2 separate regions of the Mus musculus genome follow, and region 2 is linked to region 1. The links are chromatin loops, found by intact Hi-C in ENCODE. Cell type or tissue: left cerebral cortex. All regions are shown on one strand. Links, peaks and the distances in the headings refer to the core of each region. The heading gives the core; the rest is flanking DNA.

Region 1 (12,457 bases), core at 2,771-10,770:
ATAGATGAACTTAAATACATATTTGCAGTGGTTTGGATGTAGTTTGTCCTCTCCACAGATTCACGTGCTGAGAGTTTGGTCATGAGCAAAGATGTTAGGAAGTGGTGAAACCTGTGAGAGGTGGAGCCTAGTGGGAGCTAAGTAGGTCATTTGGAGTCACTCTCCTCTAAGAAATTAACTCAGGAAATGAGTTTTCCTAAGACTTGTTGTAAAAGAATGAGCTGCCTCCTCTGTGTTCTCTGGCTTCCTGTCATATCAGATAATATGTCCCTGTATTAGATGTAGCAGTGATATGATACAGCCACCGGAAATGCCCTGCTGCTACCTAAGCTGTCACACTCAACACTGTCCTGTTATTTATAAAGTCCTCACCTTCAGACGCTTGGTTGGAGCAGCGGGAAATGTATTAATGCACTCACTTCTCTGTTTTCCTTTATCATTGATGCGTGAGCATTTTCCTACACCATCATATGTGCTTCAAGACCATAATTTCTAAGAGTAACAAGACCCCACTTTACAAGTACACCACAAATTAGTTACAGTTTCAGCTTGAAAAACTAGTTATTTTACAAATAGAATAAACAAGATGTGTCTTCCTTTGATCTTTCTAAATCCCAATAGTCTCACTTCTAAAATGAGCAACAATCTTACAAGATTGTTATAAAGGCTAAATAATAATGTGGAAAATAAACACATTCACCAGGGATTCTTACTACTACCCACAACATATAGGTATCATAATATCAAGGAAAGACCAGAGATATTGAGTCAACAGATTAAAAAGTGACACAATTATTATCCTTTAATAGCTTGATCAGGCCAATTTCTATAACTTCAGTTAAAACCCACATTTCAAGAAAGAGTTGCAATATATTCAATTAGATATGAAAGACTAAGCACTTGCCTAGCATGGATAAAGCACTGTCAAAAAGAAAGATACAGCTGAGCAGTGGTGGCCTATGCCTCTAATCCCAGCACTTGGGAGGCAGAGGCAGGCAGACTTCTTGAGCTCGAAGCCAGCCTGGTCTACAGAGTGAGTTCCAGGACAGCCAGTGCTATGCAGAGAAGTCCTGTATCGGGGAAAAAAAAAAGGGTTCTGGACTTTTAAATATTGTGAGCCATAACAAAAATATTTTTACAATTCACTTTCATACATATATCTTCTAAATAAATAATAAAAATTATTGATGTAGAACTATCTTTATGTGCAATTATGTATGTGTGTGTCTCTGTGTAGGTAAGCCAGAGGTATCAGATCATCCTGGATCTGGCATCATAGGCAGTTATGAGCAACTTGACATGGATGCTGAGAACCAAACTCCACTCTCTTGGCAGAGGAGTCTGAGGGAGGAGGATCTCAAATTCTAAGCCAGTACATGATGTGCAGCAGACTCCATCTGAGTCAGGGGTATAGGGGAAGTAAAACCCTACCTACCATGTAATGGCACTGTGTAAGGCATTAGAAGTGAAGATAATTAAGACATAGCACCAGGTCTCTTCCTTACTGATACTCTTTCCTCTCTAATCTGCCTATAAACTAAAGCCACAGCTATGCAGTGGTAGAAATGACAACTGTTGAGTTGGAATGTACTTTGCTTATATCTTGTTCAAAGTCAAGACGGAAATACTGCACAGGATCAACTCACCAAGGACAAGTGGTGCAATGGTAAAACCCCAAACCTGTGCCACACTGCTGCTCCCCTGCAGAGGACTACAGACTAGAGGCTCTAGTGACAAAAGAATTAAAGGTGAGTCAGAGATGAGCATGGCCAACGTTATTCTAAATGTTAGTACAGGATAATTGAGAGATTAAGCAACTGGCCAAGATCATGTCACAAATTTACTAATTTGTAAGAAGGACTGAATCTAGAATACCTACTGAAATGTCTTGTGTCTAGATCTCATAAAGCACAAAATGTGCTAACAGCTAAAATTCTGAAGTTAATTTGTATTTAGTTACAAAGTTAATTCTCAACCCAGTCTGTCTCTCTAGAACCTCTGTTCTTAATTATCAGCCACCCTCTATAACGTAGATCACAGTCAATCCAGCATGCCTAAGAGTCCAGTTCCATGATCTCCAAGACTCCTGCCAGAAACGTTTCTATTCATCAAACACATACAACAGGAGTTTTACTCCAGGCCTAAGGGGAAGGTCACCAGCAGAAGCCAGTGATAGAGAAAGAGGAGTACAAGGAAGAAGGGAAAGATTGTTATCAGTGTCTTCTTCCAAGCAGCTTCTTACAGCTGCATTTTAGTAGACAACAGGCCACAGGGGCAAAAGTTGGGAAGGGGAACACCAAACAGGAACCGAAAGCAGAACTGAAAGGATCTACATACATCAAATTGCCCAGCCCACTGTTGTGCTCACCCACAACTAACTGAGAAGCTGCGGGAAGGGAGGCCTGCAGGAGCTGACAGCCATGAGGTCCACACTGGAACAAGACAAAGAGTAACAGAAACACGGAGCAGAAGTTAAGAGGAATAGCTGGGTGCGAATGACCAGCAGTTTCCAAAAGAGGCATAATGCAGACAACTAAACAGATGACGTATTCAAGCTGAAACGAGAAGAGATAAGAAACTCGGGGAGATAGAAGCAAAGGTTGGAGAGAGCCCTCTGCACACAGGTAGAATTAAGAAAGCTGGCAAAGCAAAGCTGTTCCTTGTGCTTGGGGTTGTGGTGACCCTTGGTTCTCTTCCTATTTAAACATCTGCCTTGCTTGCTAAGGCAAATTGCACCTCTTGCCACCTATGGCTGGGATGATATGTTGTCTTGGAGCTGTGTTATATATTTAAGAATAAACTTTCATTAAGAATGTGTGAGGACCTAGAAGATGGTGTAGTCAGTAAAGAGCCTGAGTTCTGAATCTCCCTCATATGCACACTCTCTAAAATACTGGGCATGCCCTTTGTCTATAATCCTAGGCCTGAGCACGCAGAGACAGGAAAATCTCTAGAACTCATTGGCCAGCTAGCCTAAATTCAGTGTGACCTCCTATCTCAAAAAGTTACTTGAGAAGCAATTAAGGAAGAAACTCTCTATCCACACATATATGCATATATATGTAACCGTATACACATGCAGATACCCACACAAATATATACATATACCACATAAATACACACAAAAACATACAAATAGGATGGAGATATAGCACAGTTGATGCTTGCCTAATACACACAAAGCCCTGGGTTTAATTCCCAGCACCACATTAATAAAACATGTCAGTAAAAATGTCTAAAAGTATAAACTCAGTACAATCCTAGAGTATAAAGTTTTGCTGAGTAAAATCAAATATACTACCTGTGATGATTTGAACAGGTATGGCCCCCATATACTCATGTGTATAAATGCTTGGCCCACAGGGAGTGGCACTACTATATAAGATAATAAGATATGGTCTTATTGGAGGTGTGGCCTTGTTCAAGAAAGTGTGGCAGTGGAGGTGGGCTTTGAGGTTATATATGCTCCAACTACTTATAGTCTCCTGCTGCCTGTTGATCAAGATGTAGAACTCTTGGCTCCTCCAGCACCATGTCTGCCTGCAGGCTGTCATACTTCCTGCCATGATGATAATGGACTAAACCTCTGAAACTGTAAGCCAGCCCCAATGAAATGTTTGCCTTTAGCAGAGTTTCTGTAAGCTGAGGGTGGTGGCACACACCTTTAATAAATAAATAAATAAACCCCTAAATAAACTCTATTCTATACAAAAAAAAAAAAAAAAAAAAAAAGAAAGAAAGAAAGAAAGAAAGAAAGAAAGAAAGAAAAAGAAAATTGGCCGGGAGGGAAATGCACCTGTCATGCAAACCTAAGAACCCGAGTTCAGACCTTAGCACCCACACGAAAAGTCAGTCATGGCTCCACACTTGCCTGTAACCCCACACTTGCCATGGGTGAAGGCCAGGCTTCCAGGTTCAATAAGAACATTCTCCAGTCTCTCATTCAAGGGAATAAGGCAGAGAGTGATAGCACAGGGCACCTCACATCCTCCTGTCCTTCATATGTGCACTGGTGAGTAACACACACACACACACACACACACACACACACACACACACACACACGGCGGGGGGGGGGGGGAGGAGAGAGGAAAATAAATTAGCATCATTCCACCCTTTACCCCTGCATTCTCTGGAAGCAGTATTCCCAGGGAGATTTTTAGAGACCGTATGTACTAAAGCTTCCCCCTCTAACTTTACTGCTAATAACTGGATGCTATGAAGAATTATATGTGTGTAAAAGAGGTTTCAGTACAAGGATTAAGAGTCGTTCCATAGGAAAAAGCCATGAGTTCGGCTTTGTTTTACAGTGTGGGCGGAGAGCAGAGCTACAGAAAAGAGGAAGTCCTAGAGTTCTTAACACAGCCTTCACTTCAGCTAGACAGCCATAGCTCGCTCCACAGAAAGGTTTTCCTAGGGAAAGCATAAAACTCCATGGTCCTGCCTCCAACTTCTCAACTTACAAATAAGCCGCTGTAGAAATTAAAGGGGCCGTTCCAGAAAGACTTCTGCTACCTCAGCTAAATTAAAATGTTTGCTTGCTTTCTTCCTTTCTTTTCTTTTCGTTTTTCTTTTTTTTTTGAAACCCAAACTTAAATTTCTAGGTCTTTTTTTTTTTTTTTTTACTTCAAAACTAAATTGTTCTACAACCCCATGTCTTCCCTCTTTCCCAAATTCCTACCTAGTCAAACGTCCCATCAATAAGCATGCCTCCATCGGTAACCTTCTATTCAGGGCAGCTACTCTGCTAGGGCTTATGGTTCTTAGCTGCTTCAGTTAGTCATCACTGCAACCTTCTGCAGTAAGCCAAGAAACTTGGCTCAGAAACTAACTGTAACTTGTCCAAGATCACAGAGTGAGGCCAGAATCCTGATGTGACTTCTAAAGCCAAGATCAGACGACTGTACTCTTTCTAATCCCAGTGCCTTGTGCATTCAGGCCTCAGAGACTCCTAGAACTATAGAATTATATAGCCTTGTCATTTCAGAGGACACAGGTACTTTTCATTCAGACCTATAGGGTAATGACCTATGGTCTCATGCTGCCACCAAATACAAAGGCATTGGAGAAGCCTGTCTTAAAACTGTGAACTCAAGTTCAAGACCAGAGAGACCTGATCCTTGCACTCACTTCAGATGGGGATACAGACCTTTTAGCCTCTAAAGGTAACATTTCAGCTGAGAGAAGCAGTTTAGTGAAGCGATACATTCTTATGTAATGGGTACATCTGAATTTGTGTTGAGAGACCTAAAGGTGAAGGTTAGCCTCCATACCTAAGAATTTGAGGTGAGAGGTATGGGGTCAAAGGTTAGTCTCCATAATCTGGTTTTGGCCAAGGTAAACAAAGAGTTTAGATTGAGGCATTTCCTAAAATGAAGAGTTAAAAATATGTATCCTGGACCTCCAGAACTGGAGGGATAAATTTCTCATGGTCTCTGTTGGGAAACACTCGAATAATTAAGGCTTAAGACCACCCTCCAGAAAATGTGAACTAAAACCAAGTCAAGTCCTAAGTATCAGAGTCTGAATTTTGGAGTGGGCGGCGGTGCTCCAACAGCCAAGCAAGGTATGGGCGGGCGGTTGGGACGTGGGACCTAGAACCCTTACTCCCCAGCCTCTGCTTACCTTCTGTTCGAAGTAAAGAACTGAGTATTTACGGGCTACAGCAGGGTCGGGTGTGGGACTGGCTGACAAATGCGGGCTGCCGAGGGTCTTTAGCCTAGGCGGGATGGTTGTGGCGGCCCCGAGTAATAGGAAAGACAGGAGCAGGAGAGCCCGGCAGCCCATGGCTGGGGATGGCAGCCACAGTGTGGGCGACTAAAGAAAGAGAGCCACCAGCAGAAGCGCAAAGACTAAGCCGGGCCCAGCTCGTAGCTCCGCCCGCTGCAGACCAGCTCCTCCCCCGGGAAACCTAAAACCAGGCAGCTCCTGGCCCCAAAGGCGTTGCCTCCACACTTGCCACTCGCCATCCTCCTTCTCCCCGCCCACCTCCACTGAGGTCACACTCTACGTCGGCCTTTACTACGCAGGGTTTTGCCCCATCCTTATCTATGGCTCCCCAAGCCCTATCGCTACCCTAGGTTATGCCATATCCCCGCCTTTATTGCCACCATCACACTGTCCCCGCAACCTCAGTCCCACGTAACACCCCAGCTCTCCGCAAATCCCTTATAATGGCACGGGGCGGGAGGAGGAGGGAGGGAGAGTGAGTCTATTGTCACCAGGCATGACGGCACACACGTGACCCACACTCAACCAGAACAGCAACCTTCCAGACGGAGTTGGACTCTCCCCTCTACTTAGGTGAGGAAACAAGTACAGGGACTCGATGCTGGGCCCCTCAAGTAGCAGGAAATGGAGCGAGGTTCACAGATCGCTCTGCCCCCTTCCTTGTAGGCCGTTCGGGCTCTTCGCCTCTGTTGTTCCCGCCTAAGCAGCCCCACCGGTGTTCAGTTCTCGGGTCACCCCCATCGTCCGCATTGCCCGCACGACCCGTCCCTCCTGTGGCCGCTGGGTGTTGCGCGCAGACTAAGCCTTCTCTAAGCCTCGGTAATCCATCCATGCTCCGCGATGGCGACTCCCTCTACAACAGCGCCCCCTCCTGTCCAGCCCGCGGCGCCAACTTTCATCCGCTCCCACGCCCTCGGCGTCCGTCTGAAGCCACTCCTTCCCACGCCTCGAGCCTTCCCGGCTTCCCTCGCACTTCGCCGAGAGAACTACCGCTCCACCAGTCGATGAAGAACGACCCTCGAAACCCACAGCTACCCCTAGCTTTACAAGAAGGGTCGCTTGCCCGGGGGTGGGTGGTGGGGTGGGGACACGCCCTGCAGGGCGTTTTCTGATTGGCTCTCCTGAAAGTCCGTCAAGACGGTCCTTCCGGCGGAAGAGGACGCGGGAGATTCGATTGCTGGCGTTTGGAGAGCGGCGGACCGAGCGGCCGGAGGGCGGAGCGGTTGCCCGGGCTTGTCTGTGTCCTTTGCCTCAGGTGAGACGCTGAAAAAAGGAGTTCTTGGGGGGCTCTAGGTGGAGAGACTCCTGACGAGGCGCTGTAACCTTGCACTCCGTATGGATTGATTTCAGGACTTCTGGCCGTAAACGCCGGCTACGAGGTTAAACGGGAAAGTCAATACTTTTCATGTTCCTTGGCGAAGGTTTATCAGCACTTTACTGTTGCTGCGGATCCCCAAAAACCCAGAAAGGAAAGGGCTCGACTTTCAACGGGGGCATAAAACTATGTCAGCAGGTTACTGTGCTAGGTGCTGGCAAAGATGGTTTGTTTTATTTTTTTCAGATGACTTTGACTGCCCAGAGAAAGTATTTTACTGAGTAATGTACGCAGTCCAGAAATTGAAAGGTTTCTATTTTCCCTGCTCTCACGAACCCACACCTGAGATCCAAATCCAACTCCCCACTGAACACTGCCACTACCATAATCTAACCTGTGACAGCTGCATGCAGTGACAGTAGTAGCCTCCAAGACCAGGCAGATGGGTGAAAAATTCTTTACCTAGATACTCACCACTTGTTTTAGAAGCTTCTGTTTGTCCCGATATTTTTAAGTTCAAAATCTGTAACTTAGGTTAAAAGCTCTTTGGCCTTGCTTGCCTCTCTAACTTCAGTTCTAGACCCTGTCATACCCCCCACACACACACACACACACACACACATATACCCTCTCAGTGTGGGAGGTGAAACCCAGGATATCACACACACACTCTGTTCATGACATACTGAATTATCCCGAACCCCAGATTACCTTGTGTGTTCCTCAAAAGCACCACCCTCTCAACCTCCCAAACTTCTTTTTATCCCACCACACCTAAGGCATGTTCTGACTCGTTAGTAATTGCTTAGTTTGTAAAGCCGTTCTGGTTTGTTTTGCTTTATGTTTTATGTGTGTGAGTTAAGATAACAGGATTTTTTTTTGTTGTTTTTTTGTTTTGTTTGTTTTGGTTTTTTGTTGTTGTTGTTGTTGTTGTTGTTTTTTGAGACAGGGTTTTTCTGTATAGCCCTGGCTCTCTTGGAACTCACTTTGTAGACCAGGCTGGCCTCGAACTCAGAAATCTGCCTGCCTCTGCCTCCTGAGTTCTGGGATTAAAGGTGAGTGCCACCACACCCGGCTCCAAGATAACAGGATTCTATACCCAAAACTGACCTTGAACTCCCTCTATCATCCTCTATTTCCCAATTGCTAGATTTATAGGTATGTCAAGGCTGGCTTCTTGACCTTGCAAAAAATGGGATCACTGAGCACTCTGTCATTTTTTTATTCGCTCCTCAGATAAAATTTTAAGTGCCTCCATTATGCCAAGAAGGGCCAGGTTTTGGATGACTTCAACTAACAATAGAGACTGCTGTCCTAGGGTAAGTACCCCACCCCCACCCCCTTTTTTTTGGATAGGATTAAACCGAATAGCAAAGTTGAGTATGGAGACCTGTATGAATAAGCTTAGCACTCGGGAGGCCAAGTCATGAGAATCTCTAGTTTGAAGCCAGCCTGAGATTCAAAGAGACCTAAGGGCAACAGAGGAAAATCTTACCTTTAAAAAGATGGGTCTAGAAATCGCCATGGATCAGGAAAGTGCCCTGTAAAGAGTTGATACTAAATTGGTGACTGTGACTTGGCTAGGAAAGGGAGGGAGGGGAGGGAGGAGTCCCAGTTATCTAGCCACCATGGGGTTGCTTTGGTGTGGTTTTTGAGACAGGGTCTCTTTATGTATCCTTGGCTGGCCTCAAACTCACAGAGATCATCCTGCCTCTGCCTCCTGAGTGTGGAATTAAAGGCTTAGACCACTATTTCCAGCTTTGTTTTTTTTTATTTTTGAGAAAGAACTGGAAGTTGGGTGCATAGGAAGATGGGGAGGGGGAAATATAAAATATATTGTATGAAATTCTAGAAGAATAAATATTAAAAAGGAGTAAGCTGGGCAGGAAGCAGAGGCAGGTGGATCTCTGAGTTCAAGACCATCCCATACAGTGAGTTCTAAGATAGTCAGAACTTTATATAGAAAGATGATATCTCAAAAAAGGGAGGGGATGGGGGGATAAAAATGTTGGATATGACATGGCGTGTGGAGGGAGAGTTTTAGGTATCTGGCCATATGGCTAGTTAGAAATAGTATGACTTACTAAAATTGAGAGGATTTTGTGACAAGAAGGACTTAACAGGATTCAATTTTTGTTACTTATTAAACTTTGAATTTGTGAGACTTCTAAATACAGTTGACTCTCCTGTAAGAAGTGACATTATGGAAGTCTTTGCATTGTTTCATAGATACACATTGATGACTAGAACACGTTATCAGCCTGAACCACAACTAACTTCCTGGCTTGTCTGTTATTGTTTTACCTCAAATGCTCCCTTCTCCATGTCTGTCAGAAATACCCCAGAAATGATACCAAACATGGAAAAGCTGTTGTGTGTGCCAACGCTTTCCTAGTTAACGTTTCAACAGGAGTGTTCTACAATATTTCCCCTCTGCTGTCAATGTTGTTTCTGCCTTTCGTGCATATCCCCCAGCAGCCTGAGAGCTCTTTCTTAGGGACCTCCATCAGGTAGCCCTGATCCTTGACTATGCCTCAAGAAAAGACTGAGCAAAGTTGATTACTAAGTATTTAGATAGAGTCATCTAGGAAAAGGAAAGAACTACAATTCCAAGACATGGTGTGGGCTTCGTGAGATGTTGAGATCTGTTTACAGCGTCTTGCTCTGCATGACCCTGTGGCTGATTTACATTAGCCCAAGGAAGTAATTTATGAGGCTTTTGTAATTCCAACTGTAAGGTGGTCTTATGAGGTGCACTGCTTAGATTTGGGGGTGTAAAAAAGGTGCAATCGTGATAAAACTCTAAAATCCTAGCTCGAAGTAAGTCTGTAGAACATATATTTACATAGTCAACTTAGGTTTATCAGTTGCTTTGGAGTTTCTGAACTCAGTAAAAAAGGCAAACTAGATCCCAAGGTGAGGGGCTTCTTCACCTTCTCATGTCCCCACAGTTTTTCCTTTCTTTCCTGCCTCAATGCCCTCAATGACAGAGAGAAGATGATGCTCTACTTATTCATTGATTGACCCTATAGCCCATCACTAAGTACCTTTCTGTTTACAGTTACGTCAGCTCTTATACTAGAACATAAATCTAGTGACTAGGACAGAACTGTGTCTTCCTGTCATTGACTCATATACAGCGACAGTTGCCATTTAGCAGCTCTGTAATATATTACAGTATGTAGATATATTGAGCTTATCAAGTTGGAACACGTTTTGTTGGCCAATAATACTATACCATCATCCTTCCCAACAAAACAAAAAGAATCAAAAATTACAAGGCAGGCCAAATGTGAAGTTGTTCTCAGGTCTATAATGTTTTCCCAATTTTAGTACTTACTCAGATCTGGTACTTTTAGCTGTCAAACACACAATCACTCCATTCCATGTGTGTATGTATCTGAGTGTGTGTATATGTGTGTGTGTATATATATATGTGTGAGTGTGTGTGTGTATATATGTGTGTGTGTGTGTGTGTGTGTGTATGTATGTATATATATTACATTTATCATGAAGGAAGCATGATTAGACAGAGAAGAACAAACTCCTGACTGATTACTATATTATTGTCCTTCATTCAATGAACGAAGTGTCTTTTTACCATGTAGGTTAGCCAGGTAAAACACCAATTAAAAATAATAAACTGACCTCTTTCATTTCGGTTCTTAAGTAACTTACCTGTAAGTTACAGTGTTTTGTTTTGTTTTTTAACATACAGACTTGAACCACTAGAGGGCAATAAACCCTTAAATAAAAGACAACAACCAATCTTAAAATGTAGCAATTCGTTATTGCTATTATTAATTTAAAAATTAATTCCAAAATACCATGCTTATATTAAGTTTTTCTTGTATTGGTGATATATATATATATAATCAGATCTGTAATTCCACCTACTTGGAAGCTGAGTTAGGAGGGTCACAAATTCCAGCCCAGCCTTGGGAAACTTAGAAGACATCTCAAAAGGTTGAAACTGTAGCTCAGTGGTAAAATGCTTGCCTAGTAAGGATGAGGTCCAGGGTTCAGTCCCTAGTACTTGAAGGGAAAACATATGTACAACACAGCGTCTCAGTTAAATTATAAATCAACCCATCTTAAGTATCTATGTAATAAAATTTATAAATAATCTTTTGATGAGGAGAGGAAAAGGTTTATTTGGCTTGTTCATTACAGAGGGAGGCTAAGGCAGGAACCTAGAAGCAGGAACTAAAATAGAGACTATGGAGGAACACTGCTTACTATTTGGCTTCAGACTCATACTTCTCTTTTCCTTATTTTGGGGTGTGTGTGTGTGTGTGTGTGTGTGTGTGTGTGTGTGGTGGTGGTGGTGGTGGTGGTGGTGGTGGTGGTATTGTGTTCTTTCCTCTGGTTTGAAGACAAGGTTTTTCTTTGTAGCCCTAGTATTCATAGAACTTGCTCTGTAGACCAGGCTGGTCATGAACTCACTGAGATCCACCTGCCTCTACCTCCCAAGAGCCTGGATTAAAGCTGTGTGCCCGCATTCCCTGGTGCTCAGCTACTTTTCTTAAACAGCAGAGGCCTACCTGCCAAGAGGTGGTACAACCCACAGTGCATCAAGAGTAATTTTGGATGTCCACATAGAATATAGAATTCTGTATTGAACCCCCTAAATATTGGCCCACAATATAATGACAATGTTCAACCTAACCTAGTGGGCGTGGGAGACAGCTCAGTGGGTATCACTGCTTGTTGTATAGGCCTGAGGACCTGCAGAGCTACAGCAGCTAAGTAAAATCTGGGCATGGCTGTATGCGTGTGTGCAACCCTAGTGCTGGGATCGACAGTTCTGAGCTATACATTAGAAATATGGAATCGGTGGAAAGGAGCAAACAAATGTGAAGCATTTAGTAAGGCAGAAGCAAGAAGCAATCCCTTCCTGTGCTCCCGTAAATTACTAGGACATAAATACCAAGGAAAGGCAATCAAATGAGAAAAGGGGTCTGGAGAAATGGCTCAGTGGTTTAGAGCGCTGACTGCTTTTCCTGAGGATGCATGTTCAGTTCCTAGCACCCACATGGCTGAACTATCAGAGGCTTCCTCCATGAAGTCTCATCAACATGGTTGCCAAGACAAGACTTGAATCTGAGCTGTTAGCACGAATGATGGGTTTTTGGTGGACCCCTTTTCCTTATAAATTATATTTTAAACTACTTCATTTTCCTAGGTGGCAAGCAAGTCTAAGAATATATGGATGTGTTTGGCAAAACTTTGTAACTTAATCATGTATACCTAAGGTCTCAAAACAATAATAAAGGATTAGGGTTTTCTTTCTTTCTTTTTTTTTTTCCAAGACAGGCTTTCTCTGCATAAACCAAGCTGGCCTCGAACTCAGAAATTCGCCTGCCTCTGCCTCCCAAGTGTTGGGATTAAAGGCGTGAGCCTTGGATTAGC
Region 2 (12,457 bases), core at 2,942-10,941, 200 kb after region 1:
TTCTGGAGGAGGGTAGTCAGTGCTCTTCACAGCGAAGCCATCGCTCCAGTTTCTAGTTTTTGCCTTTTCTTTTAATATACTCTTACAAGAATGTTTCAAGTACATGCAAAAGAGTCATATTTACCAATTTTGGGGGGTATTTGTTTCTTTTTGGCTTTGTTTTTTTTGAGACAGGTTTTGCTCTACATAGCCCTAGCTGTCCTCGAACTCACTATGTAGACCAGGCAGGTCTCAAACTTACAGAGATTTACCTCCTTTTGCCTCCTGAGTGCTGGAATCGAAGGCATGTGCTACCAGGCCCCACTCCTCCTTTGGTTTTGCTGTTGTTGTTGCTGTTTGTTTTTTGTTTTTTTCTGTTTTTGAGGCATGGTTTCTCTGTGTGAGTCCCAGCTGTCCTGGAACTCACTTTGTAGATCAGGCAGGTTATGACCTTATCTGCCTGTCTCTGGAGTGCTGGGATTAAAGGCCTGTGCCGCCACCACCACCAGCGTTCCTCCTTGATTAAAAAAAAAAAAAGATTCTAGGGCTGAAATATGCAGAGGTCTATGCCTTAGTTTTGCTTAGTGATAAATCTTAGAGATTCTTTAAGAACAGCACACAAAGAGTCTCTTAAATCTTTTTTTTTTTTAAAGACACAGCATTCAAAACACAATGTTTTGAGAATAACGGGAGACCTAGAAGTCAGAATTATAATTGTGACAACTCTAAGAAGTTATTTTCTGTTTATTGGTATGCAGTGGAGTTTTTCAGAAGCCACTGTTAACTGCAGCAGAGTAAAAACAGAAGTGGATACAAGAACTCAGCAAACAGAAGTGGATAGCAGAACTCATCTGTCTTTTATTAAGTCAGGCATCAAAGAGATTTGCAATGAATCAAAACCTGCCAGGCAGTGGTGGTATATGCCCCCAATCCCAGCCAGCACTGGGGAGCCAAAGGCAGGTGGTTCTCTGCGTTTGAGGCCAGTTCCAGAGTGAGTTTAGGATAGCCAGGGCTACACCGAGAAGCACTGTTCCCCTCAAAACTGGGGAAAATAGCAAACAAAAACTCTGAGGTTTTTCCTCATTGGCCTTTTCTTTTAGACACATAATGATTGAATTTTTTGTTCTGCTTTTGAGATAGGATCTTACTTTGCTTCCCAGGCTTGCTCCAACTCACACAGTTCTTCCTGCCTCTGCCTCCCAAATGCTGGGCTCAGAATACTTTTTAAAGCCAGCATTATTTATAATAATGTTCTAAATATTTATTATTTACATTTTTAAAGATTTATTTTATTTTACATATATGAGTGTTTTACCGACACGTATGTCTGGTGCCCATGGAAGTCAGAAGGGAGAGTTGGATCTCTTGAAACTTGAGTCAAGGGTGGCTGTAAGTCAGCATATGGATGCCGGGGACCACACCCATGCCCTTTGTAAGAGCAACAAGTACTTTTAACTGCTGAGCCATCTCTCCAGCCCTGTTATTTTAAATCAACAAATATTTTCTGATTTATCATTTTCAAAATGATAGATTAACAAATTACATGTAGTCCACATAAACTAAAGCTATTTTTTTTTTTAAAAGACAAGGTTTCACTGTGTAGCCCTGGTTGTCCTGGAACTTGTTTTGTAGACAAGGTTGGACTTGAATTCACAGAGATCAGCCCATCTCTGTCTCCTGAGTGCTGCAGTTAAAGTTGTGCGCAGCCACCACAAATGAGCGTTCTTAACATTTAAGAGAGTGCACTGTCCTGAAACTAAAGGGATTGAGAACTGCGATTCAGTCAGATACCCACAGCATAACTGAAGTTGTCCTTTGCCATCTGACAGTTACCTGTGTGCGGAAAATATTTAATGTCCGCTCTATGCCCTCAGTGGGTGCACCCACCCAAGAGCTCTGGAATCATGAATGAATGAAAGACACGCACACACAACCTTTATATTTTAATGTGCCTAATTTTAATGTGGCAGAATAGCTAGGCACTTCCAAACCTCCCCAAGGCTTGCACACACTCCCTTCCAGTATATTTTTTGTTTTCATTCAGATTGAATGAATAAGCTTTGATGCACTTTATATCTCATGCGTTTGAATTAATCTTTTTTTTTTTGTAAGCTTGAGGACCATTTTATTGAGGTGTGAAGGGAATACCACAGGAAAATACGATATAAATCCTGGCAGCTGCTGAGAGGAGAAAGATGGAGAGGAAAGGTAGATAGCCTTACCTTTGAAAGAAAGCAGGCAGATCCAGCAACAGAAGTCTTCAAGCAGCTGCACAACATGGTAATGGGTTGGTGTTTGTGGAGAGCAGGGAGCTGGCCTTCAGTATTTGGGAAAGCATGCTTAGTGCTTCAACTGGTATCCAAAGAAGGCATAGATTGGAGAAAGTGACAGCTCACACCTTTAATCCCAGCAATTGGGAGGCAGAAGCAGTTGGATGTCTGAGTTTCAGGCCAGCCTGTTTTGCAGGGCAAATTTCAGGACAGCCTGGGCTACAGAGAAACTCTGTCTCAAACAACAATAACAACAACAACAACAACAACAACAACAACAACAATCCTAAGGCTTTTTGAGTTAGAACTTGAAAACCAAGCAAGGTTAGTAGCATGCTAACCATGGGCCAGTCTGTTTTGCCTTGTTGAAAGCAGAGTCGTGGGTTCAAACACATCATTTCATCCCATCTTTTTAACACTTTATAAGGTGATAATTGTCCTTTTCTTTTTTTTTTTTTTTTTTTTTTTTTTTTTTTTGGTTTTTCGAGACAGGGTTTTTCTGTATAGCCCTGGCCGTCCTGGAACTCACTTTGTAGACCAGGCTGGCCTGGAACTCAGAAATCCACCTGCCTCTGCCTCCCAAGTGCTGGGATTAAAGGCGTGCGCCACCATGCCTGGCCGCTTTTTGTTTTTTTGTTTTTTGTTTTTTGTTTTTTGTCCTTTTCTTTTAATTCACTGGAAAGCAATCTGAGAGAAATCAGTGTTTAGTGAGGAAGTTGTGCTACAGGGACCAAGTGAAATTATTTTGACCTAATTCTGTGTTTTGATTGTCTTGAGTTAAGAATTCTCCATGCATATCCATGCATCTGTTTAATTCACTTACCTAACAGGCTTTATTCTTACCTTGGCCTAGACTATTTCCTCTTGAGAGGCTAGTCCTCGAAGAGGGTGAGTGAACCCAGCCTCTCAACATTCCCTACTAGAAAATACGGTGACAACTAAGATGCTTTACCGTGACTCATAATAATTTCAACCTTCGAAACAAATGAAAGGTCAAATCTCACTTTTAAAAATATATGTATGGGTATTTTTTCTGCATGTATTTATGTACACCATGGCACCTTGGTGCCCTCAGAAGCCAGAGAGAACATCAGATCCTCCAGAGCTTGTGTGCTGCCTTGTTGGTGTATACTGTTTTGTGGGTGTTGGAAATTGCATTCTGGCTCTTTGGAAGGGTAGCCAGTTCTTTTAACCACTGAGTCATCTCACCAGCCCCTGAATTTTAGAACTCACTAGCCTAAAACTAATTCACCTAATTTTCAGAAAAATAGATACATAGACACATAGATAAATTGTCTATGTAACTGTTATCTAATGATTTCTTCCAATAGTGAAACATTCCATTGCAGGGAAGCTTTTTAAACAGGAAGGTAAGCAACTTAAAACAGCTTCAGGAAGTCCCTGAAATTGAGCGGATTCACTAAGTCCTTCCCTGCCAGAGTAAGTAAAAGCAACGGATTTTCAGAGGAGACAAGCTGCAAAGAAGACCCTAAAACCATACTAGCTGCCCGGAAGAAACAGAAACCAGCCCAGCTGCCTGGAAGAGGTTTAGACCAACTGAGGCATCTGGAAAGGACACTCTCCAACCTGCAGAACTGCTGCAGGCTGGGAAGTGTGCTTCAAGTTCCCAGGTTTTGTGAGCTGTCACCCATGCGGGAGTGGGCTTTGGTGATGTAGCTGTCTTAGAGTCATTTCTGCTCCTGTAAGTAACCCAATAAATCTCATTGGTTTACCAAGTTGTTGTGGTGGTATCAGTACTTTGGTCTGCTGTGGGCTCCCTATCTGGAGTGAGTAGGTGTGTGAGAGAGCCTTCCTAAGAAAAGTTTTGTCATACAGCAGTAACCAAATCATGTTAAATTTTTTTTTCATTTGACAAAGACAATGAAACAAAACCTAAAACCCAGCATAAGCCACAATAGCCATTTGAGAAACCAACACTACAAATATAAGCACACAAATATATTTTAATATGTCTTTTGTTAACTCATGAAACTTAAATTGTACTTTTGATTTTTGCACACAAAGGAGATAACCTAAGAATATTTTTTAAAAAAAGTACCCAAGGAGCTAAAGGGATCTGCAACCCTATAGGTGGAACAACAATATGGACTAACCAGTAACCCCCAGAGCTTGTGTCTCTAGCTGCATATGTATCAGAAGATGGCCTAGTTGGCCATCAGTGGAAAGAGAGGTCCATTGGTTGTGCAAACTGTATATGCCTCAGTACAGGGGAATGCCAGGGCCAAGAAGTGGGAGTGGGTGGGTAGGGGAGTGGGGGGGATGGTATGGGGGACTTTTGGGATAGCATTGGAAATGTAAATGAGGAAAATACCTAATTAAAAAAAAGAATCGGATTTGGAAACTGAAAAAAGATATGATATGGACTTATTAAAGATGTAGCTTGGCAGTAATATACTTGCCCGGATGTATGCCACCCTGGATTTGATGTCCAGTATTGAAGAGATAGAGAGGAGGGAGGGAGGAGGGAGGCATGGGAGAGGGAGAGGGAAAGAGAATGAGGACAAGAGAGAGAATATGAATATATCTACCAAACTGAGGAATTATTTTTTAAAAAACAAAATCTAAAAGTAGTACTGGGCACTGTGTTACAAGCCTTTAATCCCAGCAGAGGCAGGCAAAATGCTGTGAGTTTGAGGCTAGCTTACTCTACCCAGAGAGTTCCAGGTTAGCCAGGGACACAGTGAGACACTTTCTCAAACCAAACCAAACCATCCCCAAATTTTCACATTCAAAGGAAACCCCAACTCCTCAAACTCCAAAAGGCAGTTTAAATATCCAGAAATGGGCTCAGTCTGGATTGTAGGAGGATTTCTGGCAGTTATATAAAAGTCAGCACTCCTCAGGAACTTGTGAAACCAATTCCCCTCTGTCCAAAAGACATATGTGGTTACGTTGGTGCCTATCAGGATATCAAAGCACACAAATGCTGGCATTCAGGCTCCCTGGTACCACAAATACCTGTTACAGTCTTCAAAGTGCATGCTAGCATCCTAGCCCTTTTCTCCTCCTCAGGTACCCTAACCTCCCTCCAGCCCACAGGCTTCCATTCTGCCAGCTCCTCATTCTTTATAACCCTGCTATTCTTGCTGGTTTTTTTTTTTTTTTCTCTTCCTCTGCTCTGCTTTTCCTTCTCTTACCATCTTTGTCGTCTATCCGCCGCTATTCTCCCTTCTCTCAAAGACATCCATGGCCATGGTCTGATGGTCGTGTTCGGTTTATCTTTTTCTCTGCTCTGGATTCTCCAGATGCCATGGCAGTTCTTTCTTTATATCTACAATAAAAGCCTTCCCTTTAACCATAGCATGGAGTGGACGTGTCATCAGTTTGTGTGTGTATGTGTGTGTGCGAACTATCCCTCCACTGTGCTTCATAGTTCACTAAGGCTCTGACAAACTATTTGTTTTGTGTATCTTAAAAACCAGATTATAGAAATCTAAGGTATTTTTCCATATATCTCAGATGTATTTTTTTTTTTTTAAACAAGGTCTCTGTACGTAGCCTTGGCTGTCCTGGAACTCACTCTGTAGATCAGGCTGTCCTTGAAATCAGTGATCTCCGTTCTGTCTCTTTAGTGCTGGGATTAAGTGTTATGTTTTTTTGAGATAGGGACTCGTTAAGTAGCCCTGGCTGGACTGGAACTTGACATTTAGACTTGACAGGTCTCGACTCCAAGAGATCCACCTTCCTCTGCCTCCTGAGGGCTGAGGTTCAAGGCCTGAGCCATCAAGTATGGCTCAGATATTGTATTTATTCTAAGGCCATTTGGAAATGTAGCAGATTGAAGAGGTGAGTGCTATTAGGTTATTGTGAATACCCTTCCAGAAATGTGACTTCTTCAAAAGATCTCCAGCTCCTCTGGGAAAGCTTTTCTCACATAGCACCTCCTAATAAAAGCATTTTCCTGGGGACTCAACTCCTGCAAGCCTGTCTAGGTGCTTTTATGAGTGTGGCAGTTAGCAGGAGTTACTCCAGTCTGGATTCCGGGTAGGGCAGGCGTCTCCGCCTTAATGCCTGAGGGACAGCTGGCTCAGCGAGCCCCGCCCAGGCTCCCGGGAGCACCTGAGACGGGGCGACTGGCCTTGACTGGAGGCTTTCGCTCTTCCAGCTCATGCCAACCCCCGCCCGCACCCAGGAGGCAAGCGGGAGGAGGATGGTTGATGGAGTCGCCCAGTGGTTGGAGGAGTGCATAGGAAGGGGCCTGGTGCAGCTTTCATAAACTGGTTGGGCCGGTCCTCTGGAGCCTCCGTCCTCTACTGGCTTCCCTGGATGGGTTGTTATGGTAACAAATGACCGAACAGTCCCTTACGAATTGGCCAATGAGAGCCGACCGTCCTTTGCACCGCGTCTCCGAGCCGGAGGTGTTGCGAAAGCCGAGACTCGACCGAGGAAGAAGGCGGTGCTTGGACGTATTGCGGAAGGGCCGGGGGCGGGGCCTGTGACACGCGCGGGCCAGCCAATCCCGCCTGGTGTTTCCAACGGCCCCGCCCCTTACCGCACATTTCCCCTCCCCTAGTTCATTTCGCACGACGCAGCGGTTGGGAACACAGACATTTTCGGAGCTGGAGCCGCCACTGCCGCCGCCATTTTGTGTCTGTGGAGAAAGAAGCCCCGGCGGCGGCTGGAAGCGGACGGAGATTCCCCGTGAGGCTGCGGCGTTTCTTCCCCGAGGTTCCCCCTGGGTCGTCCCCCATCCCCCCTCCGTGGTCAGCATGTGGTGAAGCCGCAGCCGCCGGAGACCCGGGGAGCGAGGCCGAGGCGTCGGAAGGGAGGCGGGGTGTCGAGCGGCTTCAGCTTCGGCGGCGGCGGACCTCGGAGGGGGGCCGCGGCGCAATGTCAGAGCAGACGCCGGCGGAGGCCGGGGCTGCGGGGGCCCGGGAGGACGCCTGTCGGGATTATCAGTCGTCGCTGGAAGACCTGACCTTCAATAGCAAACCGCACATCAATATGCTGACCATTCTAGCCGAGGAGAACCTGCCCTTCGCCAAGGAGATCGTCTCTCTCATCGAGGCCCAAACCGCCAAGGTTTTTATACACCCCGCAGCCTCCTATTCTTCTAATACTCCTTGATTTTAGTGTCAGCCTCATCCCAGGTCTCGCTTCCATCCGAAGGGGGACGGAGTTCCTCCTCTCCAACCCCCCACCCCCGACTCGGGCTTGGTCTTTGGCCCCGGCTGGGAGCGTGGGCCTCTTTCGGGAGGGAGCGGGGAGGATGCAGGGTGGAGCCCCATTTCCGCTTACCAACTCCCTATTTAGGCCACCTCTGACTACGTCCCCACGCTCCACGCATCGGGGACAGCCTTTCGGATGGGGGAAATACTTAGAGGCAGTTGGTGTTTGGGGAGCGAAAGAGTTAAAAAACAAACCATCTTAAGCCCTTGGGAAGGTGGGGAGGGGCTTTCCCTCAGTGTCCTTTTTGGGGAATTGTGCTCTGTGGGTTGGAAGGAGGTGAAGGGGGACCTGGGAGCGAGCTGTCGGTGGGTTGGGTATAGGGAATTGGCCCCGAGTGGAGCAGCGGCCTGTTAGCTCAACATGGCGCCTGCAAAGCACATGATGCGAAAGGGAAGAGAGGAGAGAACCCATTCCCTGCCAGCCAGGCAGCTGCTCTCACCCGTCAGCCCCATTTTGGGGTGGGGGCTGTTGGATCAAACTTTTATTCTCCTCTCGGAGGGTCTGATTTTGCCCCAATGGTAGGAAAATTGGGCTGAGGATGGGGTTTGGGTGTGTGGGGGAGGTCTTATCCAACCTGTAGGTGGAGAATTGGCCCAGTGGGTAACAAATACTTGGAAGTTTCTTTGAAAAATTCAGTCCCTCCTTTTCCTATTCTCGTTTTCTCCCTTCCCTGATAGTGAAGGCTTGCTTTTCTTCACCCCTTGAGCGAAGTGGTCCTTTGCTACCTTCTGTTTTCCCTCTGGTCTTGCTCTTCTGTGGATTCATGTGGGAGCGATATGTTATTTAAGTAAAGTTACTGTTAAACTTAGTTTATATTGAGTCTTAACCGTTTCCCAATTAATACGTTTTAAGTTACTTTTCAAGCTTGTACTTAAGGTTTAGTTTTTTTTCTCTAGTTGTTAGTGATTGCAATTATCAGGATGAGCCTCCTTTTAGCAGAGTGAACCCCTTTTAAAAGGCCACTTTAACAACAACCACCAATATGTTGTTTAGAGACGGTTTCTGTCTAGTGTACAACTGAGTGGTCTGACTCTAATAAATGGTTTTGAAATGTGTGACTGGTATTATAAAATTTGTGAATAAAACATATAAAATATGTATTTGTCTTTTTTATTTACCTTTGTAAGGTGTAGAATCTGTTTCCAAGAATTTTTACTTTTGTGGTTGTGTGTTTTAAACAAAAGTCTTTAAGTGACTTGGGTTCATTCTTCTTTAGGTCCATCCACTCTTTTGGGTAAATCAGTTCACAAGATACACGGTTTCACGTGGTCCTTTCAAATCTTAATTTAAAGAGGGGGAAAAGGTTTTTTTTTTTTCTTTAAGGGCCCAGCAAATTTATCGTGTTCATTTTTGACAGCTAAAACAAGTCTTCACCTTTTCCTGTCGAATGCCTGTGAAGCAGCTGGTTTTTAAAAGTAGTATGAGGTTTAAGAAGGAAGTGCTCCTCATACCCAACTTTTTGTTGATAACTACATACATGTTGGCAGAGAAAATATACCTTTTTTTTCCTTGTTGAAGACTTAACATTAAATACCTTTAAAAAAAGAACAGCACTTGGATTTATAAGAACAAAAGTTTTCATACTATATTTTGGGTTTTGGTATTCACAGCACTTAATATTTAGCAGCTCAGATTGCATTCAAAGGAGACAGCTTCTTGCTGGTTTTAAAATGGACCTACAAGACCTTGGAGAACTGAAAACTTTATGCATTATGTATTTGTGTGTTTTGTTACACAAAGTGGTGAAAATAGGTGGACTACTTTTTCAAGTCAGTTCAAAGTTTTTGAGCACATGTTTCCTGGTTATTTTTGTAAAGCCAGACTAAGTGGCAGATGTAAAAGCCCCTGTGGGGAAAGACTCGTAACCTGGGCCGGGGTGAGGGGAGGGCTCGACATTACTTGGTAGCAACTGGCTTGGTTTAATGCTTCTGGGAGTATATGTTTGTGTCCTTACTCTTTAGCATCTCAGCAATACTAAACTAATGGACTCACACCTAATTTCAGTCTTCTCATAACAGTAGGAAAAGGGATATTACATGGAAGGACTTCACTTGTACAATAAAACAGTAGCCTATTGAACAGATTGTGGTGGTAAAAGAGCCTATTTAAGTGCAATGATTTCTTAAATGGTATAAAACAAGACATAAGGTGAAGACACAGCAAAAAAACATTTGACATGTTGGTACTTAATAGTTTGCCCCCACACAGTGGCTTTGTGAACCCTTTACTAGCACATAAGTTTTTTTTTTTTTATACAGAATTACTCAAACATTTCTTTAGTCAACTTCGGTTGTAAGGGTGATAACAGAAGCAAGAGCATTTCCACACACTTGTTAGGGCAATTTGCTTTATGAAGTATGGCATTGCATACCCCAGAAGTGTGAGCTTGCCCTAGCTACAGGTAGCTCTGGGTAAGTGTTTAGTTAGATTCATGTACACATGGGGTGGGTAATTGGGGGTTCACCTAAGTTTTGTGTCCTTAAATCCTGGGTACTCCTGTGGAGTCAGTTAACAGCTTGTATGGCATGTGTGTTAGTGCTCCTCAACAAGTCTGTGAACCTGCTGATGCTTTCTGGAAGCTTGCTGTTCCTTGCTGTAAAAGCCAGTGGTGGGTAGGCTCTGCAGTTCAACTGGGGCAACCTTACCCTGGAAGGGCTGCTACCTTTATCAGCATCACCACACTGGCTCAGCACAAATTTAGACTCCTTGGTTTGTGCATGTAAGAGGAGAACTCTTTCGACGACAGTCCATGCTGTGAAGAAAATCTTCAGGACATCCAGGTTTCCAGTCCAGTTGAACCTGACTTACATGACTCAGCGGCTCCTCTATCCAGTTTTTCTTGTATCAGTAACAAGCTTGCACTTCTGCATGTTTGTGTGCAAGGTTTAAACGTCTTGCCGTTGACTTCGTATGTGAAGTGTGTTTAAGTTCATTATTTGGATTGTAGAAAAGTAATCTTGATTTTATAGGTAACAACAAAGCGTTATAGACTTTAACATATAAAATTATCCAGTGAAACCAGGGCATCTATCAGAGTATTTGGTTGATTCAAGGTACAACATAAACACAGATCCCCAAGCTGACACTTGGATTACAGAAAATATTTTTCCCTCTCCTTTTATTGCCACTTTGAACACTACCAAGTACACACAAATTTATGTTAAGTAGAGATAATGGTTTTTCCTCTTGATAGTTCTGAGTTTTTTTTTTTTTTTTTTTTTTATGCACAACTAAAACATTTTAAGAGACAAGTACTTTTGAAAACTTTAAAGGCTTATAAAGTTAACATCAAAAGCATTTTGTACCAACAAAGCTAGAGGTCTGTATTGTAGGCTTAAAACCACTTTGAAAGTTAATTTTTTTTTTTGTGGTACTTCACTATACTAAACTTCTCAGTTTCTTTTTTTATACTTCAGGCTCCTTCCTCAGAGAAGCTTCCAGTTATGTACCTTATGGATTCTATCGTGAAAAATGTTGGAAGAGAATATCTCACTGCCTTTACTAAAAATCTAGTTGCAACATTTATTTGTGTGTTTGAAAAGGTATATATATTTAGAAACATTTGAAAAAATTTTAAATGTGTTCCAGATTAAATAAATACTGGTCTTGTGTTGGGTTTTCTTGGGTGGTGGAATGTTTCATTGTTTTGGACATTTACTGTAAAGTGCCTTTTCAAGGAAAGTGGCAAATGCTAGTTTTTTATGTTAGAATATTAAAATGGATACTGTTTAATCCATTCAAGATTTGAATATACCTTAATTATAATTGTGTGTTTTTGAAATGTTTTGGTTATGTGAAGTTATTTGTAGAATATGGACAAAAAGCTAGCTTCCAGGGTGCCTAGTCTTGTAGTTTAAATAGTGTTAGGGAGTATGAAGCCTGAGCCTCCCTGGTTCCTATTAAGTCTTTTCCCCAAAATGTCCTTTAGAGTTGCTACCTTGTTAAAGTGTTAAAGTTTCAGGGATGTGTGAATGTTGGACCAGTTAATTGCTTTAAGTTATTCTGTAAATACTTTAATTCCTCTTTAGTGCTTGAGAGAAATGCTTGTTAGTGTTCATAGCTAGAAATTGTACATTCCATTGTGACATTGTAACTGGTTGTTTGGTTAGCAGGAGGTGTTTTCTGAAGTAATTCACACTGAGCAGTAGGGCCCTTGAAGATATATATTTTAAAGATTCCTAACAATGTAGTTGATGCTATATTTTAAAACTTGTTATAGAAAGTACCAGGTGTCTGAATGGTAGAATTGGGTAGTAGGGTTATTTAAGTAGGTAGAAAAGAAATAGTATATAGAGGAATAGTTTGGGAAGCTATATTTCAGATACTAAAAAGTGTCAGTGGTATGAATATTTGATCTTTGCTAAGTACTAATCACTGGAGGCTAAGGACAGCCTACTTTGTAATAATTAATTTAGGGGAACTTAACCTGGTTTAAATTTCAGTATGTTCCAGTTATTTGGGGTTTTGGTATCTTACTGAATCTAGTTTTATTATAGTTCATAAAAGTGACCTTGTAAATATATTCTCTAACAACATGAATATAGATATAGGGCTAAAGTTAAAAAAAACCTGTCTTACTAATTACTGTATTTTTCTGTTTTCTAAAAAATCTCCTTATATACATTACAGTGTGAACAGGCAAGATATATAATGCCCATTCTTGCCTAGTATTTTGTGTATTAAAATTATGAGGATATCTTTTGTACCCAAAGTAGTAGTTCAAAGATAATAGTCATAGTGTATTGCATTTGGTTGTTAAGATAATTTTCCCTTTCTAACTGTATACTACTAGCAAGTAACTTTAAAAAACATTAACCATCAGGTAAACCAATTTCTGGCTTTATGTTTTCATTCAGTGAGTTTAGTAGGAGCCCTAAAATGTGGAGACTTGTGCTTTTAAGAAGATAAAAAGTTGCCTGGTTGCTTGCTTAAGTCTATTAGATAACCACTTTCCTGATTTCTTTGAGAACTAATTTTGTTAACTTTAGTGATCAAACCTGCCTTTAATAAGTCTTTGT

The links. A loop is a pair of places that touch in the nucleus more often than their neighbours do. Peaks named below come from ENCODE experiments on the same cell type or tissue, not always from the same donor. Only the 100,000 strongest peaks of a DNase experiment are listed, where the experiment ranks them.
Region 2: a loop joins it to region 1, with 4 times the contacts of the local background. A loop is called at or near these places in 11 of 42 quality-filtered maps.

Annotation. Positions count from the first base shown.
Region 1 is chr7:92,868,669-92,881,125 of GRCm38, reverse strand. It overlaps Ddias (DNA damage-induced apoptosis suppressor), which reads left to right and starts at 6,879. Exons shown (of 6, transcript NM_001355126.1): 1 at 6,879-6,985; 2 at 8,282-8,364. It overlaps Prcp (prolylcarboxypeptidase (angiotensinase C)), which reads right to left and starts at 5,873. Exons shown (of 9, transcript NM_028243.3): 1 at 5,626-5,873. The coding sequence starts at 5,787. It overlaps Gm40448 (a long non-coding RNA gene), which reads right to left and starts at 3,738. Exons shown (of 2, transcript XR_869796.3): 1 at 1-3,738. In left cerebral cortex, for the core only: CTCF peaks have their summits at 6,591 (motif pointing left) and 10,769 (motif pointing right); DNase peaks (open chromatin) are centred at 5,923, 6,225, 6,588, 6,826 and 2 more places; H3K4me3 peaks cover 2,309 bases; H3K27ac peaks cover 1,937 bases.
Region 2 is chr7:92,664,264-92,676,720 of GRCm38, reverse strand. Pcf11 (PCF11 cleavage and polyadenylation factor subunit) reads left to right here and starts at 6,809. Exons shown (of 16, transcript NM_029078.3): 1 at 6,809-7,292; 2 at 10,856-10,981. The coding sequence starts at 7,101. In left cerebral cortex, for the core only: no CTCF peak of the experiment used is centred there; DNase peaks (open chromatin) are centred at 6,617, 7,536 and 7,763; H3K4me3 peaks cover 4,380 bases; H3K27ac peaks cover 2,221 bases.